Linked DNA regions of Homo sapiens: region 1 is linked to region 2. Evidence: chromatin loops called from intact Hi-C (ENCODE). Cell type or tissue: K562. All regions are shown on one strand. Links, peaks and the distances in the headings refer to the core of each region. The heading gives the core; the rest is flanking DNA.

The links. A loop is a pair of places that touch in the nucleus more often than their neighbours do. Peaks named below come from ENCODE experiments on the same cell type or tissue, not always from the same donor. Only the 100,000 strongest peaks of a DNase experiment are listed, where the experiment ranks them.
Region 1: it touches region 2 in a loop (4-fold over the local background); 5 of 110 quality-filtered maps call a loop at or near these places.

What each region holds. Positions count from the first base shown.
Region 1 is chr17:82,346,539-82,356,598 of GRCh38, forward strand. No RefSeq gene overlaps it. Among named protein-coding and RNA genes, the nearest start is that of TEX19, 7.7 kb to the right of the region's middle. RefSeq lists enhancers at 3,959-4,078, 4,757-4,976, 5,407-6,283, 9,351-10,060 and a silencer at 4,848-5,026. In K562, for the core only: CTCF peaks have their summits at 3,881 (motif pointing left) and 5,459 (motif pointing right); a DNase peak (open chromatin) is centred at 5,423.
Region 2 is chr17:82,025,644-82,035,703 of GRCh38, forward strand. It overlaps LRRC45 (leucine rich repeat containing 45), which reads left to right. Exons shown (of 17, transcript NM_144999.4): 6 at 1,256-1,368; 7 at 1,743-1,801; 8 at 2,031-2,108; 9 at 2,368-2,503; 10 at 2,591-2,668; 11 at 2,754-2,865; 12 at 2,970-3,040; 13 at 3,450-3,542; 14 at 3,900-3,992; 15 at 4,422-4,595; 16 at 4,676-4,823; 17 at 4,966-5,508. The coding sequence ends at 5,162. RAC3 (Rac family small GTPase 3) reads left to right here and starts at 6,035. Exons shown (of 6, transcript NM_005052.3): 1 at 6,035-6,153; 2 at 6,744-6,815; 3 at 7,068-7,185; 4 at 7,304-7,366; 5 at 7,797-7,956; 6 at 8,056-8,561. The coding sequence starts at 6,119. The coding sequence ends at 8,186. RefSeq lists an enhancer at 4,130-4,653 and silencers at 5,251-5,540, 5,561-5,670, 6,031-6,110, 6,311-6,470. In K562, for the core only: CTCF peaks have their summits at 4,991 and 6,536; DNase peaks (open chromatin) are centred at 5,028, 5,618, 5,998 and 6,438; H3K4me3 peaks cover 2,787 bases.

The sequences.
Region 1 (10,060 bases), core at 775-8,774, 320 kb after region 2:
GGTGGTTACCTATTGTCAGCAGAGGAGGGGGTCACAAGGTACATGGTGGGGAGATCATAAGACTCATTGTCCGGAAGAAGAATGTCACGAGGTCGATCGATCAGGTGGGACAGGGCAGGAACAGGTCATCATGGAATGTCGTAAGGTTGGTCAATCAGTTAAGACAGGAGCTGGCTGTTTCATTCTTTTGTAGATTTGGGTTGCCCCAGACTTCTTGGCTCTTGCAGGCCATCTGGACATACATGTGCAGGTCACAGGGGTTACAATGGCTGAGCTTCGGCTCAGAGGCCTGACACACCTGACACAAGGGAGCGTGTGTCTGAGGGCGCAGCAGCCAAGGAGCGGCTTCCCCTCCCCAGGAGGGCTCCGAGGGGGAAGTCAGGAAGCTGTTTCTTGCACACGCGAGTGTGAAGCTGCAAACTGCTCAGCGGCAGGTTCGGGTTTAAAAACTCAAAACTTAAAAAAATTAGCTAGCCGCCACAGTGTGGGGGGAAGAACCACTCTGCTTTTAAATACAAGAGATGGCACAAGATTTCGGGATAGTGCCCATGTGGGCGACCCCGACCCGGTCCCCGCCCTGCTTGTGCCAAGGATCCTCAGGCACCCGGGGCTTCCTGTTTATACAGCAGAACGCCCTCTCTCTGGAGACAGAGAGACAGAAGGGTCCCAGCCTGAACACCCCCCTCTGGAGACAGAGAGACTGAGGGGGTCCCAGCCTGAACGCCCCCTCTCTGGAGACAGACTGAGGGGGTCCCAGCCTGAACGCCCCCTCTCTGGAGACAGACTGAGGGGGTCCCAGCCTGAACGCCCCCTCTCTGGAGACAGAGAGACAGAGGGGTCCCAGCCTGAACGCCCCCTCTCTGGAGACAGACTGAGGGGGTCCCAGCCTGAACGCCCCCCTCTGGAGACAGGCTGAGGGGGTCCCAGCCTGAACGCCCCCTCTCTGGAGACAGAGAGACTGAGGGGGTCCCAGCCTGAACGCCCCCTCTCTGGAGACAGAGAGACTGAGGGGTCCCAGCCTGAACGCCCCCTCTCTGGAGACAGACTGAGGGGGTCCCAGCCTGAACGCCCCCTCTCTGGAGACAGACTGAGGGGGTCCCAGCCTGAACGCCCCCTCTCTGGAGACAGAGAGACAGAGGGGTCCCAGCCTGAACGCCCCCCTCTGGAGACAGGCTGAGGGGGTCCCAGCCTGAACGCCCCCTCTCTGGAGACAGAGAGACTGAGGGGGTCCCAGCCTGAACGCCCCCTCTCTGGAGACAGAGAGACTGAGGGGGTCCCAGCCTGAACGCCCCCTCTCTGGAGACAGAGAGACAGAGGGGTCCCAGCCTGAACGCCCCCCTCTGGAGACAGGCTGAGGGGGTCCCAGCCTGAACGCCCCCTCTCTGGAGACAGACTGAGGGGGTCCCAGCCTGAACGCCCCCTCTCTGGAGACAGAGAGACTGAGGGGTCCCAGCCTGAACGCCCCCCTCTGGAGACAGAGAGACTGAGGGGGTCCCAGCCTGAACGCCCTCTCTCCGGGCTCTTCCACCAGAGCTAAGACCTTCTGATTTTCTTGTCTTGTCTTTTGAGACAGGGTTTTGCTCTTGTCACCCAGGCTGGAGTGCAATGGTGCGTTCTTGGCTCACTGCAACCTCCGCCTCCCAGGCTCAAGTGATTCTCCTGACTCAGCCTCCTGAGTAGCTGGGATTACAGGTGCCTGCCACCACGCCCGCCTAATTTTTGTATTTTAGTAGGGACGAGGTTTCACCGTGTTGGCCAGGCTGATCTTGAACTCTTGACCTCAGGTGATCCCCACACCTCGGCCTCCCAAAGTTCTGGGATTACAGGCGTGAGCCACTGCACCCAGCCAATGCCTTCTGGTTTTTCTGATTTTTCTGATCTCTCATTTTCCTTTCTAGAAGGGAGGCCTCTTGTCATCCTATCTCTACCCGCAGAAAATAGGATTTGAGTTTCTATTTGAGTGCTGGGACCAGCGTTGGAGGGAGGGAAGACATCAGAGCCAGAGCCCCTCCAAGACTGCCCCCCAGGGCCTGGGGCTGCAGGGGGCTGGCCCTGCTGGGAAGGAGAGGCTGCCAGGTGGGGTCCTGGGCCAAGGTCCCAGCATAAACACCCACGAAACCCCCTGGGCTGGCCGGCTGCCACCCTGCCCTGCTCCTCGCCTCATAGCTTTCCACGAGACCCCCTGGGCTGGCCGGCTGCCACCCTGCCCTGCTCGCCTCATAGCTTTCCTTCACCTCTCTCTCCTTCACAAACTCACCCAGCCCCACGTCTGACACACATTTCTAAATCTATCTTCCTTGTCAATAATTCAACCAACGCTTTTATTTGTCAAAGAGAAACCTGCCATAGTGGGAATTTACAGCCACAGTCCCCACGACGTAAATGTTTCCCTCTCACATTTGGAAACCTGCTGTGTTGGAATTGAATAGTAAATAGGAGAATTATAATAAATGAAATAAGCCAGCCGTCCCTGAAATACGATTGCTCCTCAGGACTTGAGGCTGATCTGAGCCAATTCTTCCACTGATCTCTACGCAGAGCCTCGGGAACTCCTAGAGGAGCATAAGTTCCAAACTGGAGACGCACATGCAGGGGCATAGAAGCCTCACTCTGAACAACTAAACAAAAGCATCTGATTTTAGAATTTAAAAATGTCTGTGGGGGGTGCCTCAGTTCCCCCCGTGACCCCAGCTCTGGTAGGGTCACTGCCACCCGCGCGTGCATGTCCTGGGATCCTGACCTCTCCTTCAAACCCACCAGAGCGATGCCAGGTGACTCTGGGGAGGCTCACCTGCTCAGGTGAGTAGAATCAACCCTGTCGGCCACTGGAGCCACTGGGGTAGCCGGGGCCGTGGAGCTCTGCACAGCCCGGGGGAGGCCGATGTTCAGAACAAAGCTTTTATCATGGAAAAGTACAAACATAAACACAAAGGTGGAGACTGGGACAGTAATCTGTTCACTCACTGCCTTCTCCTGACCTCTTCCACTTCCTCGTCTTTCCCGGCCCCCTCCCAGCCAGAAGGGTGGGAAAGCGCTGGTTTTAATTAGCGATTTCTTGACTGCCTCCCCCTCATTCCTGAGCCTCTCCCAGTTTCCTGACGGTAGAAAACACTCTGGCTTTGATTTGTAAGCAGATGTGTAGATAGTTTTCTTAGAAAGTTTCCCAATTGTAAAATGATTGCAACTTGGTTAACGCCGTCTGAGACACAACAGTTCTGTTTCCCCAAACCCTCGCTTTAAAGGAGTTTTTACTTCATTTATCACGTATGCTACTGAGAGAACGAACGGTGTTGAGGTCGCCTTCGGGTTTCCTGGGTTTTCTGGAGCTGTGGAATCGAGTCCCAAGTGTCCCGAGAGGCAGACGTCTGGAGTCCAGAGCTGTGAGCGGCAGCAGACCCTGCAGCTTCAGTGAGGGCCGCACACAGGGCATCTGCGCAAGACACGTCACCCTTCACATGGCCCCATGGCCACAGGGACAGCGTGTCACTTTCCCAGGTTATTTGGTATTTTTAAAAGCTCAAATGTTAAAGAGTCGGCTTTTTAGGTTGTGCCAGAATGACTCTGGGGTCAAACTATTTCTTTTTTTTCTTTTTATTTTTTTTGAGACAGAGTCTCACTCTTCACCCAGGCTGGAGTGCAGTGGTGTGATCTCAGCTCACTGCAACCTCTGCCTCCCATGCTCAAGCTATTTTCCTGCCTCAGCCTCCAGAGTAGCTGGGATTACAGGCGTGCACCACCACGCCCAGCTGATTTTTATATTTTTAGTAGAGATGGGGTTTCACCATGTTGGCCAGGCTGGTCTTGAACTCCTGGCCTCAGGTGATCCGCCTGCCTTGGCCTCCATAAGTGCTGGGATTCCAGGCGTGCGCCACCGCCCCCTGCCGAAACTATTTCAATGTGACACCAGCATCATGTGTGGCATCTGCAGGCCTCTCTCGGGTTCCCCTCTGCACGGAGCCTGTGGTTTTCAGGGCGAGATGCCCGGCTGGCCCCGGGGCCTGAACCAGCTGCAACGGAAGGCTCTGTGGGATGAGGGCAACCTTTGGCCTGGGGTGCAGGGGCCCCGGACTCTGATGCTGCACCTCGACTTTACCCAGGTCCCAGGGCCTGCACAGGCTGAGCCCCCCACTAGCATGACTGCTCCTGGAGCTGTTTGTTACAGAGACTTGCCGCCTGACTCAGGGCCCCACTGTGGCAATGTCACCTGCCACACCAGCAGAGGTGTCTGTGGGGGTTGATGCTGACAGACACTGGTCTGTTCTTGGGGGAGGATCTGATTTGTCACAAAAAGAGGTCAAGTAGGCTGACAGTTCTTGCCGATGGCCCAGGTGTCGGGATTACGTGTCAGTCCTGGCTGCGCTGCCGGCTTCTCTGCGCCTCCCTGGGTGATGCCCATCTCACCGGGGTGGCGGCAGGTGCACCATCGTGGGGCCGGCACACCCGGCACCTCGGAGGCCTCTGTCCCAGCCACTGGGCCTGTCCAGGAGGGCTGGACGGGCCACCACCTCGGCCCACCCTCGAGGCTTCTCCAGGGCTCGATCCAGGCTGGGCTTCAGACATGGAGTTGCTGGCAGCCCGAGAATGTTACAATTGTTGAGCTTCTTATTTCCAGGTAACTCAAGTTCATTTTAGAAGCTGTGGAAAACACAGGCAAGCAGAGAACATGAATGACCTGCCCCCTGTTATCTACCCCAAACCTGACCTCAGTCAGCATCTGCTTCTAGGTCCTCTCGCTTTGTAGCTCCTGCCTTTGGGGCCAGCTGCTTCACACCCCAAGTCCTTCTATTATTAACTGACTCTTCCTGTTTACTTCAATCCAGCAGATGTGTGTAGAGCAGCAACCACGCCGGGCTGGGACCCCGCGGCCGAGGCGTCTGCTGGAAGGAGTCTCTGAGGTCACCAACCACGCCGGGCTGGGGCCCTGCGACCGAGGCATCTGCGGGAAGGAGTCTCTGAGGTCACTCCTGCCCACAGGTGCACGTCTGTGCACCCGCCCACTCCTGCATACACACGAACACACCTGTGCATGTATACACCGCACCCCACACACCCCTGCACACTCGTGAGGGCATGCTCTCACACACAAACATGCACTCGCAATAGGCCTCCAGGGCTGGGGCCGGCCGTGGAGCTGGACCGAGGGAGGGAGCTTGCTGGGGTGGCCCAGGTATAGCCCCTGGCCCGGCCTCAGCCCACCCGGCAGACTCTCAGCTGAAGGAGGACGCGGGTTGCCGTCGGGATGCCGTGTGCAACATCCCAACTCCACAGATCAGAAGATGGAGGCAGAGCCGATTGGAGGAGGAGGGTCGGGAGGCCTCAGGAATTGCTAAAGGGCCAGCCATGGTTCTCAGTTCTTCCCAGCAACCAGTCCAGAGACCAGGCCAATGGCAGGGCCCCTTTGCGGGCTTGGCTGATTTGATGGTACAAAAGCACGAGCGTCCGTGCAGACTGAAGTGACCACCAGGGGGTGCTATTGGCACACAGCAAGTTGGCGCCCAAATCCAGAGCCTAGAAATTGATCCTGCTGCCTCCGGGCTGCTCTGCCGCACCCACAGGTGCCCAGGGATGCCAGGCGCCTGCCCCAAGCCATGTGGGGGTGGCACAGGTGCACCCGGAAGCCCCCAGTTTCCATAATCTTCCCTCCCTGCCAGGAGGCGTGTGGGTTCGCCAAGTCCTGCTTCCAGTGCCTGCTTCTCCAGTCTCAGATCTCAGCGAGCACACCAGGGGTATGGGAGGCCTCACACCCAGGGGCTGTTGCAGCCACGCCGCTTCCTGTGTGTGGGCGCTGTGCATGGCAGGGTGGACACGACACCACCTCCCAGTTGTCATGGGCAGAGCCCCTTTCCTTGGACAGAACCCCTGGTGCCCACCCCTAGGAGGTAGGATCCAGACCAGTGGGCAGAGGAGGGGGAGGCCATGCTCCTTTGGGGCCATTTGTGTGCCTGGCGGTGGCCCCCATTGTGTCCCCAAGTGGGGTTTATGGTGTTGCCGAGGGCTGTGGGGGGCACGCCCAGTATCTGGAGCTTCTGGGTTGATTTGAGGGTTGTTCTGTGTGTCCAGGCCATGTGGGTTGGGCCACGGCCTGTGGCTAGGGTCTTTATGGAGCAGGATTGAGCCACATGTGGACAGGGTCCCTGTGGAGTAGGATTGAGGCCCCCTAATCTCCCAGCTCATTCTGCACAACTTTGGTTTTGCTCTGATTTAAAAATGAACAGATTAAACTGAAGTAAATATTTCAAGCTGTTTTTAACAAAAAAAAGGTGTTATTCATCATGCACAGTGCCCTCACTCAGATGACAGACAGCAATGAGCTTGGCTCTGCGGGGGCAGGCAGCTGGTGGCTGAGGGTGAGGCCAGCATGACATGGCTCTGATTTACCCAAAATGTTTAATACTTGCCATTTTTTTCTTAGTCTCATTTAATGTCTTTTTTTTTTTTTTTTTTTTTTGGAGACAGAGTCTCACTCTGTTGCCCAGGCTGGAGTGCAGTGGCGCAATCTCGGCTCACTGCAACCTCTACCTCCCGGGTTCAAGCAATTCTTCTGCCTCAGCCTCCCGTGTAGCTGGGATTACAGGCTCCCATCACCATGCCCAGCTAATTTTTGTATTTTTAGTAGAGACGGGGTTTCACCATGTTGGCCAGGCTGGTCTCGAACTCCTGACCTCCGGTGAGCCACCTGCCTTGGCCTCCCAAAGTGCTGGGATTACAGACGTGAGCCACCGTGCGGGGCTGTTTAATGTCTTTTTATGGAGATGCATTTTGTAGGGTGATGAGAGATGAGAGCAGAAAACAAAATCAAGCACCAGGGCCCCAGGTATGCGTCTTCCACATTTGGTTTATTTGATGAAGGAGTTCATGGCTAACAGGGCCCTATAGCCCAAGTGTGACCCAGATCTTTAGAACTGCGGGCCCTCCCTCAACTCCATCTCACCCAGTAGCATGAACCCTAAATCTACTATGGAGGCCTTAGGGAGAGAGGGTGTAGGAGGGTGGCTGCACTCTCATACCTTCCTACATCTGCTGGAGCCCAGGGCCCCCATCACAGGCAGCACCTGCTCCTGTAGGCTACAGACAGGGTCACGCAGGCGCCTGGAAACCGCTGCCAACTGCCAGGATTGGGTCTGCACCTGCCCCGGCCTCCCTGGCCCTGGGTGATGGGGGGAAGCCAAGAGGGGAGAGTCCCAGGGAACGTGACCCCCAAGTGTGTGGCTGCCCCGCCCCTCGCGGGTGTTCAAAGGCCAGGAGCCCTGGGATATTGGGAGGATGTTTCAGTATCCCCAAACCTGAAGGCACCCAGACTTCCAGAAAAGGCTGGCAATGGAGAGACAGGCAGCTTCTTTCTAAGCTGCATCATACCAGGAGGTCGCCAGGGGCACAGAGCTGCCCAGGGGCAGTGTTTCCACAGGTTTGGGCTATGGAAATGGGGACTTCTGGCCATCCTTCCTCTCTGGCCTTCTTCCAGCATCTCCCTCCAGGAGACACCAGTCCCCTTTCCCCATGGGACCACTCAGAGTCATGTCCAAGACCTTCCCCAATGGTGGTCTTTGCTGACATCTTAGGGCAGCCCCCACCCTTGCCACTGTGGATGAAGAAATCTCCTGGGGTGGTGGGGGCTCTGCTTCCTGGGGTCTCACGTGGCCGCCTCCACCCCCTCACTTGGTCCCCAGCTGCCTGGAAACCCACCCTAGATGGACTCAAGTTATCTGCAGATGTGTTTGACAGAACAGCAAGGATGTACCTGCAGTTTTGAAGACCCTGGGCTGGGCGGGATCACCACCTCTGCCTTTTTAGGGAAGGGACCCACAATTCCCAGCACTCATTTGCTCTTTTGCTGCTCAGGGACTGTCACTGCACAGGCCCTGGGGCCTATGGAGGAGTCACAGACTCTGGACTCAGGATGGGGCCCCAGGCCCCAACCAGGCTCTGGCCCAGCCCAGGGAAGATAATAATGCCCACCTTATGGAAATCCCACCCCAGGAGGGTTCAGGACAGACCCCAGGAGTGTTCAGGACAGAGCCCAGGAGTGTTCAGGACAGAGCCCAGGAGGGTTCAGGACAGACCCCAGGAGGGTTCAGGACAGACCCCAGAAGGGTTCAGGACAGAGCCCAGGAGGGTTCAGGACAGACCCCAGGAGGGTTCAGGACAGAGCTGGCCACAGCCGGGTACAGCGCCCAGGCCCTCTCTCCTTCCTTCCTCTCCTGCAACCATTCTTCCTACTTGAGAGTAAGATACAGAGACCTTGCTTTTTGCACTCTCTGGAGAATGTGTGACTGGTGATGTTCTTTCCTCTTATTTGCTTGCCTGTTTTCTAAATGTTTGATAATGAATTTGTTTACTTTGAAATAAGCAAACAATACCAAAAGTTATTTTTAAAAGGACAGCCTCTAAGTCCATGATTACAATTTGGATGATGAGCCAGTGTGGTCGAGGGTGTTCTGATCCTCACACAGCACTGGTGACAGACCTGACCAGGGCACGTGGAGGTGCTTCCACATGGCAGTGGCTTCTTGGTCCTTCAGAAGGATGGAGGCCACCAATGGGCCACGGAGCTGAGTAGGTGGACAAAGCAAATGAGCAGGAAGGGTGGGCTGGGAGTGAGGGGAGGGTGACTGTGGTCCCCTGGATAGTCTGTTGTAAAGAAGCCACCTCGGCTGGGCACGGTGGCTCATGCCTGTCATCCCAGCACTTTGGGAGGCCAAGGCGGGTGGATCACGAGGTCAAGAGATTGAGACCATCCTGGCCAACATGGTGAAACCCCATCTCTACTAAAAATACAAAAATCAGCTGGGCATGGTGACAGGCACCTGTAATCTCAGCTACTTGGGAGACTGAGGCAGGAGAATCACTTGAACCCGGGAGGTGGAGGTTGGCGTGAGCTGAGATCGCGCCATTGCACTCCAGCCTGGGCAACAAAAGTGAAAGTCCATCTCAAAAACAAACAAAAGAAACAGGCAGCTTCTCAGAACACATCTGTCCTCCATGTCCACGGGCGCATCCCACCCCTGGCCACCACCGTGTGGCTTTTCTCCGTGGAAGCAGAGGCCATGCATCACTCCCACAGGCAGCCTCTCTCTGACGAGCCTCAGTAGTAAATTCATGCAAGAAACAAAGAAAACTGCTCCTGTCCTTCTTCAGTGCTGTGCGGAGGAGCGAGAGGGAAAAGCCAACCATAACGCCATTGCATGTGCTGCTGAAATGCTTTGTGCAAACGTTGAGACTGGAGGTGAGGGCGGAACTTTGTAATATAAGAGCAGTAAGATAAATGTTGATTTTAAAATCCAAGTACTTGGACTTTGCTAGAATATTCCATAATCTTTTCCTGGTCTTGATTATTAAACAGTTTTCAAGAAAGTTCTATTTGGTGAGTCACCTGATGATCTAAACACACTTTTCTTTCTTGTTTGATTCCAGCTGGGTCACCTGCCAACAGAACCAAGCCCACTTGGGTTTTGGAGGCTTTGGGGGCTGGCTGGTTTCCCTGGGCATGATTGGTGACCTCAGGTCAGATTCCTGGACTTGCTGGGGATCCTGTGCCCAGGAAGGCACCAGCCCAGGAGGCTCTGAGCCTCAGCCAGGGATGCAGCAGGTTGGTAGCACCTTGGCAGCCATCCCGAGGACACAGGTAAGAAGCCAACAGAGAAGCAAGAATGTGTCTTATTAAAGCTGCTCCACTCCACAAGCATCTCTGGAATGTTCTCTGGGCCCCGGATCTGCGCGAGGCATTCTGGGTGAGACAGAGACGAAGCCGCTTGAGCTCGGAAGCCGGTGCTCAAAGAGCGTGACGTGGCCTCACCCCATTCCTCTGCAGGGCTCAGCTGGCACCTGCACCCCCGAGGTAGCTGGGGGCCCCTGAGCTTGGCCAGGCCCATCTGGCAGCCTTGTCCCTGCTTGTCCACCCCCTCTGGGTTGCGTTCAGCTTCCTGAGCTCCCCCTCTTCACCCGTTCCTAACACAAGAGCTTGTGCACCCCAGGATGGTGGGGATGGGGTTCTGGCTCGTGGGCAATCTGGGTGTCAGGCTTACGGCCCCAGTGGCTCCGGGTCATGGCCTTGGCCCCACAA
Region 2 (10,060 bases), core at 1,828-9,827:
GGGGTCGTGGGGCACCTGTTTGGCACTTGAATGGCGTTCGCCACACATGGGCACTGTCCGAGGCGCCCTGTGTACTTGCTGAGTTCTTAGGACCTGTGCAGTGGAGGGTGCCCGTTTCACAGCTGGGGAAGCTGAGGCCGTGTGGCTCACAGTCCTGGCCTTGGTGGCTTTGCTGATGCTTCGGGTGGCCCAGGTCTTGGCCTTGGCCAGGAAGGCTCCCTGGTCACCCTGAGTCTGTGGCCCTGCATGTGAGTCAGGTGAGGTGGGGCCCCCTGGCTTGTGCTGGCCTCCACACATTCCCTCCCACCAGCGACCCCGAATCCTTGCAGCTGATGTCTCAGCCTCAGGCCCCAGTGCCCCAGACTCAGCTGGGGACTTTGCCAGGCCCCCCGTACTCCCTAATCCGCGCACAGCGGCAGCCTCTTCCAGCCCCTGTGCTGAGGGCTCATCCCTCCTGCTGGTTCTGCCTGGCCTCTGACTCCAGCTGCGCCGTCCCTGGCTTCGCCTCGGCACTGCCCTGGTTGTTGTCATCCCTCCTGACCTCTGCCCCCTCGCCACATGCTACCCAGATCTTTCCAGAACTGAGCTGGGCACAGCATTTGCCTCAGCATTGTGCAGTGCCCCTTGACCTTTGGGATGGTGGCCAGATGCCCCAGGATGGCCCTTGCCTTTTGCGGTGGAGCAGCTCCCACCACCTCTGCCCCACATGTGCACGCGCTCCCCAACACCAGGCGGCTCTTGCTCACAGCCCGAACCCCACAAAGCACTTCCACCCCCATGCACTGAGGGGGCACCCCTGACTTGCCGGGTGAGACGCTGCCCCACACGGCATAGATTCCCAAGCAGCCAGCCGCTGGGTGCAGGGCTGGTGGCCACCAGCTACTCCTGAGGCTAAGCAGCCCCGGGGTGACACAGCTCCTTTGTGTGTGTGTGTGTGTGTGTGTGTGTGTGTGTGTGACTGAGTTTCACTCAGTCACCCAGGCTGGAGTGCAGTGGCGCAATCTCGGCTCACTGCAACCTCCACCTCCCGGTTCAAGCGATTTTCCTGCCTCAGCCTCCCGAGTACCTGGGATTACAGGTGTGCGCTACCATGCCCAGCTACTTTTTTGTATTTTTAGTACAGATGGGGTTTCACCATGTTGGCCAGGCTGGTCTCGAACCCCTGACCTCAGGTGATCCACCCACCTCGACCTCCCAAAGTGCTGGGATTCCAGGCATGAGCCCCTGTGCCCAGCTGACACAGCTCCTTCTGCAGAGCAAGCCATGGGCCACAGCCAGGACCGGCTCACCACCTTCCAGGAGAACCAAGCCCGCACTCACGTCCTCAGCAAGGAGGTCCAGCACCTCCGGGAGGAGAAGTCCAAGCAGGTGAGGATGGCGCCTTCACTGACCTTGGAGCTGCTTATGGCTGGAGGGCCTGGCCACGTCCTTCCTCCCTCAGCCCCGTGGTCTGCCCATCTTCCCTTCCTCGGGGCCCTGGAGCCTCTCTGAGTGGCTGGTACCAGGAAGGAGGGGCGGCCTCCTGGTCTGATCTGCAGGTGGACTTCCTTGGGGAGCTGGCGTCTGAGCCCTGAGGCCTCGCTCTGCAGGGGCCACCCTTCCTGTGAAGGAGACAGGGCACCGTGGGTGGAACCCTCCGCTGCCTTGCCACATTGGTGGGCGCTGGCTCTCCTTCCCCCTGAGAAGGTCAGGTGGACAGGCTGCAGGTGCCCTGACAGGGCTGCGGCTGTCTCTGTCCCCAGTTCCTCGACTTGATGGAGACTATTGATAAGCAGCGAGAAGAGATGGCCAAGAGCAGCAGGTGAGCGGGCCCAGGGCAGGGGCAGGGTGAGGCTTCAGGGATCAGGTCCTGGCTCAGACTCAGATGGGACCAACCTGAGCCCACGAGTGAGGCCACGAGGAGGTCGCTGGAGGCTCAGTGCCCAGGCGACCATAGATGCTTAAGGAACAGCAGCAGCTACCGAGGCCAGAGGGGTATGGGAGCGCTCTGGGGTTTGGGTTACTCTCTGCACCCTCCTCTCTGCCCACAGGGCGTCGGCAGCCCGTGTAGGGCAGCTTCAGGAAGCCCTGAATGAGAGGCACTCCATCATCAACGCTCTCAAGGCCAAGTAAGTGGGGGGTGGCCTCAGGATACTTCAGAGACGTGCCCACAGGGCAGAGAAAGGTGGTGTGAACCTGTGTGCAAGTCCTGTTTGCAAAGCAGAGGTGGGAAATGGTGAGGCTGGGGCAGTAACCCAGAAGCCTTCCTGGAGGAGGCGGGTGCTGGCTGGGGTTGACTAGGTGCCCAGCAACAGTGAAAGCAGCGAGGCCTTTATAAGGCAAGTGAAACTCCAACCGGGGCGGGGGTGCTGCCCCTCCTTTCTGCAGGCTGCAGATGACAGAGGCCGCCCTGGCTCTGTCGGAGCAGAAGGCCCAGGACCTGGGGGAGCTCCTGGCCACAGCGGAGCAGGAGCAGCTGAGCCTGTCACAGAGGCAGGCCAAGGAGCTCAAGCTGGAGCAGCAGGTGGGTGGGCAGGGCTTGAGAGGGGTGGGCCAAGGGGTGCGTGGCGGCTTCGTGACCCTCACTACCCATACCCCGTTCCCCTCCCAGGAAGCTGCAGAGCGGGAGTCTAAACTCCTCAGAGACTTGTCTGCTGCCAATGAAAAGAACCTGCTTCTGCAAAACCAGGTAGCTGTGGTGGATGGAGCCAGGGAGCCCAGGGTGGGCGCGGCAGGGCTGGGCTGCAGCTTCCCTCCCTGGTGCCGGCTTTCAGGTAGACGAGTTGGAGCGGAAGTTCAGGTGTCAGCAGGAGCAGCTGTTCCAGACCAGGCAGGAGATGACCAGCATGTCAGCTGAGCTGAAGATGCGGGCCATCCAGGCCGAGGGTGGGCACGGGCAGGCCTGCTGTGGAGGGGCCTGGGGATGGGCACCGGGGGACGGGGGCCCCCAGGGGATGCTCACGCATACTCTGCCCACCCTGGGCTTCCAGAGCGCCTGGACATGGAGAAGAGAAGATGCAGACAGAGCCTGGAGGACTCCGAAAGCCTGCGCATCAAGGAGGTGCCCTCTTCGTTGGCCTCTAATGCGCCTCAGTCTCTGGTCTTGGTGTCACGCAGGTGTCCCCAAAGCACACACCTGGTGGGAGCTTCCCTTGCCAACCTTGGGTCACTGGGTGGCCGTATTTTGCCAGCCTGAGCGGATGTCAGACCCAGAACCTCCTATTGGGGGCGGCGGGGGGACCCCGGCAATGTCTGAGCCGTAGTACAGGCTGCCGTTGAAGAGACACCAAGGCCCACTCGTTCAGGGTGTGCATGCTGCGGTAGTTTCCTGCTAGGCCATCTGAGGCAGTGCTTTCTCAGAATGAACAAGGTTCTCAAGAGACACCTGCCTTTCAGGGTGGGGAGTCCGTGAGGAGAAGGTAGGGAGGCCCGCTCTCCACTCTGGCCCCACAATCCCTGCCCCTGAGCAGGTGGAGCATATGACCCGTCACCTGGAGGAGAGTGAGAAGGCCATGCAGGAGCGGGTGCAGAGGCTGGAGGCGGCGCGGCTGTCCCTGGAGGAGGTGAGTGCCCACCAGGCAGGGCCAAGCTCTGCCTTAGTCCTGGGCTGAACAAGGCAGGGGCCCCTGGTGTTCGCCGCCTCAGGACCAGAGACCTCTTCCTGTTCCCAGAGGCTCATAGGCCCCACCTTGGGGACCCACCCACCAGTGTGCCCAAGAAGCTAAAGGGACTTAGGTGGCATTCGGACTTCCTTGGCCTTAGGAACCTTGCCCAGCGAGCTAGGTGGCAGAGCAGCTGCGTGGCCCTCAGGAGGCTGGCAGAGAGGAGCCCCCCTGGCTGGGGTTGGCTGGATGGGCCAGAGAGAGAAGGGCCCTGGGCCAGGGACAGGAGAACGGGCTGGCAGGTGGCCATCTGTGCAGGAGCTGAGCCGAGTGAAAGCAGCGGCACTCAGCGAGCGTGGCCAGGCTGAGGAGGAGCTGATCAAGGCCAAGAGCCAGGCCCGCCTGGAGGAGGTGAGCCACACATGTCCGCCACCCTCCGGGGGAGCCAGGCTGCCCGGCATTGCGGCCCGCATGCAGACTCCAGAGCTTCGGTCTGAGTGGGGAGGCGGGAGTGTGGTGTTGAGGTCAGATGAGCACACCCTGGACACTGGTGGGTCCGCTTCAGCCTTGGATCAGGGCCTGAGACGGTGGAGAGGTTTGGCCCATCTCTGCAGCCTGTGACTACACGCATGGATGGATGGGAGGGGTGGTGTGACCGAAGAGGGAGGAGGAGAGCCCAGAGGGCATCTGGAGGAGGTGGCTGCCAGGGGAGCGGGTTCAGAGTCATAGTAACTAGAGCAGCCAGTCCTGCAGAGAGGTGGGGTCGTGCCCGTGCAGACATTCCCTCAGCTGAGCTCAGGCTGAGCCCCTCATGCTTCGTGGCGGCCCCTGTGCTCACAGCAACAGCGCCTGGCTCACCTGGAGGACAAGCTGAGACTGCTGGCGCAGGCACGGGACGAGGCGCAGGGCGCTTGCCTACAGCAGAAGCAGGTGGTGGCCGAGGCCCAGACCCGGGTCAGCCAGCTGGGCCTGCAAGTTGAGGGCCTGCGGCGGCGCCTGGAAGAGCTGCAGCAGGTAGGCGGGGCTCCGGTGGGGGGCCCCGGGCGTGCTAGCCCCCAACCCTCGCCTCACTCCCCAGCCTTCGTGCCTGGCAGGAGCTGAGCCTCAAGGACCAGGAAAGGGTGGCCGAGGTGAGCAGGGTGCGCGTGGAGCTGCAGGAGCAGAACGGCCGGCTGCAGGCGGAGCTGGCGGCTCAGGAGGCGCTGAGGGAGAAGGCGGCGGCCCTGGAGCGCCAGCTGAAAGGTGAGCCAGACCCTTGTCCTCCCGCCGCCCACTGGTGGGACGTGAGGCCAGCCAGAGAGCGGGGCTGGCCAGGTCTCCCGTGCTGAGGCCGTGCCACGGTGCGCTGGGGCTGCGTCCGCTCACTGCGCTCCTTGCCCTGCAGTGATGGCGAGCGACCACCGAGAGGCGCTGCTGGACAGGGAGAGCGAGAACGCGTCTCTCCGGGAGAAGCTGCGGCTCCGGGAGGCGGAGATCGCCCGCATCCGGGACGAGGAGGCCCAGAGGGCGAGCTTCCTGCAGAACGCCGTCCTGGCTTACGTGCAGGCGTCCCCCGTGAGGACCCTGAGCCCCCCAAAGTGAGACAGGCCGGGAGGACCCGGGCGCAGTAGGAGTGCATCAGGCGGCGCCCGAGATGGACCAGGGGCTGCGTCCCGCCCGCGCCGCCTCTTTGAGACCCGGGTCGTCTGTTCCACGCGGCGGTTGCGGCGACTGTTGGTGGTGTCGCGGCTGCGGGGGAACCCCGTGGGAGGCGCCTGGGAAGGGCTCCCTACCGGCCCCTTCTTCCCGGTCGACGCCACGTGGGAGCACACCGGGAAGGGGTCCCGCGGGCGCGTCTCCCCCTCGCCTTTTGCGATGTCACCGTGAACGCTGCGGCCGCCTGCGCGCGGCGGGGTTTGGAAATACAGCGCGTTTGCACTTTGTGATACATTCTGGCCCCGCCTCTCCCTCCAAACGCGCGACCGTCCGTGCCTCTCCAAACGCGCGGCCCTCTGCCCCCAGCCCTGCAGGGAGGGCCTGCCGGGGTGCGGCTGTTCGCCCCTCCTCGCCGCTGCCTTGAAGGGACGGGAGGGCCGCGGGGGCTGTCCGTCTGGGGGTTCGGGCGGCTGCAGACCCCGGAGTTCCCAGCTGGCTCCCGGCGGCAGGGGGCGGGTCCCCGAGAAAGCGCAGCGCGCGGAGCCCTCCCCGCCGGGTCCAGGTCGCTGGGCTCTCTCCGGCCTGCGCTGCGCCCCGAGGGACCCGTAGGAGACCCCCGGGCCGGGGTCGCGCTGGAGGCGGGGGCGCCGCAGCTCGCGCAGCTCTGCCCGGGTTCGGGCGGCCCCGCCCCGCCAGCCGCGCGGCCGGGCGCCCCCCGCCCGCCCCCGCCCCCGCCCCCCGCCCCCCGCCGGCCGCGCTCGGCTGTCTCCGCGCCCGGCGCTCGGCGGCGCTCGGCTGTCTCCGGCCGATCGCTCGGCGCTCGGGTCCGCGGCCGCTGCGGCGCCGGGCATTTCTCCGCAGCTCGGCTCGCGGCCGCGCCCGCCGCCGCCCGGCCCGCGCCCATGCAGGCCATCAAGTGCGTGGTGGTCGGCGACGGGTGAGTGCGCGGCCCGGAGGCCGCTTGGCTGGGCTGGGCGGGAGGGGGGCTCGGGGGCTCGGGGCGCAGCCGGGGCGGGGCGGGGGTGGCGCCCGGGTCCTCGCGAGGCGGCCCCGCCGTACCCCGCCCGAGCCGCGTGCGCCCCGGGGTCGAGGAGGGCGGGGTGGGGCGGGGCGGGGTCCGCGGGCCTCCAGCTCGGGCCCACCTGATGCTGCCCGGCTCCCGCTTGGGCTGGCTGCGGGCGAGGCGGGGCCGCCGCCCTGTCCTCCCAGTGGGTGGGGCCAGGCCTCTCACCTGGGCTGAACCCTCAGCCGGCCCCACCCTCTCCTGCCGCCACCCTCGGAGTCGGGGCCTCTGCCTGGGGCCCCAGTGTGGGGCGCCCTGCGCCCTTATTCACCACCCCAGCCCCCGGAGCCCGGCCTGCCCAGGTCGTCCTCCAGCCTTAGGTCGCCACGGATCTGGTGGGCTGGGTCCCCCTCTCGACCCCAGACGCCCCTAACTCGCCTCTGGCTCCGGGAGAGGGGGCTGCCCTTGCTGGGCAGAGGGTCCGAGGCCGGGCCCGGGAGCCACGTGGCTTGCCCTGTCCGCAGCGCCGTGGGGAAGACATGCTTGCTGATCAGCTACACGACCAACGCCTTCCCCGGAGAGTACATCCCCACCGTGTGAGTGTGGGGGCTTCCCGGGAGAGCACAGGCCCTCCGTGTGAGTGTGGCATGGGGGGGACACGGGCAGGGTCTCCTCTGGGCTTCCACGTCGGCTCAGGTGGCCCTGTCTCTGGGCTTCCCGGCTGGAGCTGAGGTGCTGGCCAGAGTTCTAGTTCTGTGCAGACTTGTGAACCCCAAGACACAGGCCAGCAGGGCTGGGGGTTTCTGGGACCCCTCCCAAGCCCTGACCCTGCCCTCACTGCTCTGCAGTTTTGACAACTACTCTGCCAACGTGATGGTGGACGGGAAACCAGTCAACTTGGGGCTGTGGGACACAGCGGGTCAGGAGGACTACGATCGGCTGCGGCCACTCTCCTACCCCCAAACTGTACGTAACAATGGGGCCAGCCCCGGGAGCTGGGGGGGTCCCTGAGATCCGCACAAGGGAGGGAGCAGGGCCCTGGGGAGCCCCTGACCACTCCACCAGGTCCCACCTTTTTCCCAAGGACGTCTTTCTGATCTGCTTCTCTCTGGTGAGCCCGGCCTCCTTCGAGAATGTTCGTGCCAAGGTAGGGCAAGGCTGGGGGCCCCTGTGGGGAGAGGGCTTGCCCCAGTACCTGCCCCGACAAGTTGTCCTTTAGAGGCAATTGCGATACGGGTTCTGCCTGGGGTAGGCACACGGAGTGGGGTCTGAAGATGACCATGGGGGCTGATGGGGTGCCGTGGTGGTGGTCACAGCTCTCAGAATGGAGGGTTCTGAGGGCTCTGGCTGCTGGGGATGGGCCTTGACTAGGAGGCCCTGGGAGGTCTCCAGGTTCCCTGGCTGCGTGTTTGTTCCTGGTATCTCCCCACCAAATCCGCCCCTGGTCACCCCTTGAAGGAAGAAGAGCCAAGTGTAGCTCTGGAACAGTGGGGAAAGTCCCTGAGGGCCGTGACTTGCTCAGGTGGGGCTGGGGTAGCCGACTCCGGGCCTAGGGATCAGAGCGTCTGTCCCTGCAGTGGTACCCGGAGGTGCGGCACCACTGCCCCCACACGCCCATCCTCCTGGTGGGCACCAAGCTGGACCTCCGCGACGACAAGGACACCATTGAGCGGCTGCGGGACAAGAAGCTGGCACCCATCACCTACCCACAGGGCCTGGCCATGGCCCGGGAGATTGGTGGGTAGGCGCTGGCGGCCTGCAGGGGAGGGGTGGGGAGGCGCAGTAAGGGCCTCCCTGTACCCCACCCTCACTGTCTCCCCTCCTCACTGCCGCTAGGCTCTGTGAAATACCTGGAGTGCTCAGCCCTGACCCAGCGGGGCCTGAAGACAGTGTTTGACGAGGCGATCCGCGCGGTGCTCTGCCCGCCCCCAGTGAAGAAGCCGGGGAAGAAGTGCACCGTCTTCTAGAGCCCTGGCCCACCCGAGCCTGAGGGCTGGCGGGGAGCAGCCCTGGACGTGTCCGCTGTTGTGTTGAGACGTGTGGTGTCCCTGAGTCGGCTGTGGGGAGCGGTGGGGGTGGGCCGGGGGGAAGCATGGGGATGAGGCTGGGTGGCAGGATCCTGTCCTCTCTGCCGCCTCATTCTGGGGTGTGGCTCCAGCCTTCCCTGGCCCCCGCCGGAGGCCGGGAGGGAGCAGGGTCTCCCTCAGGGCTGCAGGGGCAGGTGCAGGGAAGCCCCAGGATGGGCTTCCCTGGAGGGGGAGGGTGGGGGGGAGTTCTGTTCCTTGTGCCCCGAGGTGGGGCAGCCCCTTCTCATTTTATACAATAAACATTCTCCACCTACACCTCTTGCCTCTCACTACCTGCCCTTCTGTCCTGGGGCGGTTTGCTCCTAATTCCCCTCTGTGATGGTGCAGAGCGGGTCCATCACACCCCAGCCGACCCCAGCCGCACTTCAGAGCTGAGTTCCCAAAGGCAGCACTAAGCTTCCTCCACCCTACCCCAGGGGAAGAGGGGGCCTGCTGAGCTGCTCAGCCCCCCAAAGGAGCCGACCCAGATCAAAGCAATAGCTAGTGCATTGAGCCCTAGGGATGATTACTTGGCTGTGTACAAGGCCTCCCTCAGGCTGATTTGTGCCTCTGGGAGGGCACATGTCAGGGAGGGGTGGGGAGAGGCGGGCCAGTTCTCAGGCAGCGCCTGTTGTGCTGACCGGGAAGGTCTGAAAAGAGGCTGAAGCAGGTCAGGCCTCTCTGAGCCTCGTGGGAGCCGAGGCAGGCTCCCCGCATCCCTCAACTCCTCTGGCTGGCACCGGGAGTAAGGGCAATCCAGGCAGAGGGGCAGGGTGGAGGAGGGCGCGGGGGTCGGGGTGTGGTGTGGAGAGTGAAGAGAGCAGTGACCCAGCACAGTCCGCTGACGCTGAAGCCAGAATCAGTGGGCCCGGAGCCATGGTCCCGGGATTGGAGTCACTCGGGATTGGAGGGTGCCATGAGGTCCCGGGATTGGAGTCACTCGGGATTGGAGGGTGCCATGAGGTCCCGGGATTGGAGTCACTCGGGATTGGAAGGTGCCATGAGGTTCCAGGATTGGAGTCACTCGGGGTTGGAGGGAGCCATGGTCCCGGGATTAGAGTCACTCGGGATTGGGGGGTGCCATGAGGGCCACTGTCTGCTTCCGCCTTGTGCTGTGTGGGGGCAGCTCCTACTGGCTCAGGAAAGCCAACTGCTGAATTCTCAACAATTTTGCTAGCCAGTTGTTAATGATCATTAACAAATTATAGAAGCTTACAATTTGTGTTATTAAAAGCAAAATCGGCAAACGTCACTTCCTACTTATTTCTGCATACACGACTGTTTTCTCTGCCCCTCGGTTATGTACATCTGTGGGACCTATGGACACAAACACCACATAACAGGGTGCTGAGGGCATCTCCTCCAGCTCCACGTTAAATGACATCTAACTGGTAGCTTGAAATCAGCCGTGGTGGGAGGAGGCTTGACTTATGGTTACTTGTCTAGACTTCAGATGATAAAATGCAGATTAGACTTCAGGGTGCTGTGTCTATGCTCATTACATTGTGAATAGCACAAGTTGAGGAAACGCTCTTCTAGTTTCCGAAAACCATCATCTGATTCAACAAAGTGGCTCAGATCACCGACGAAGTGGAGAAGCTTGACGTTCTCCTTGTTTCCCTTTTGTCTTACTCATTAGCTTGAAGGAAGAGGAGCCAACTGTACACTCACAGAGGGGGCCATCAACACTCACATGCACACACCGTCTCACCCCAGAGGTTCTGGACAGGCCCGAAGGCCAACCTTGCTGAAATTCACCACCCTCTTTGGGAGGT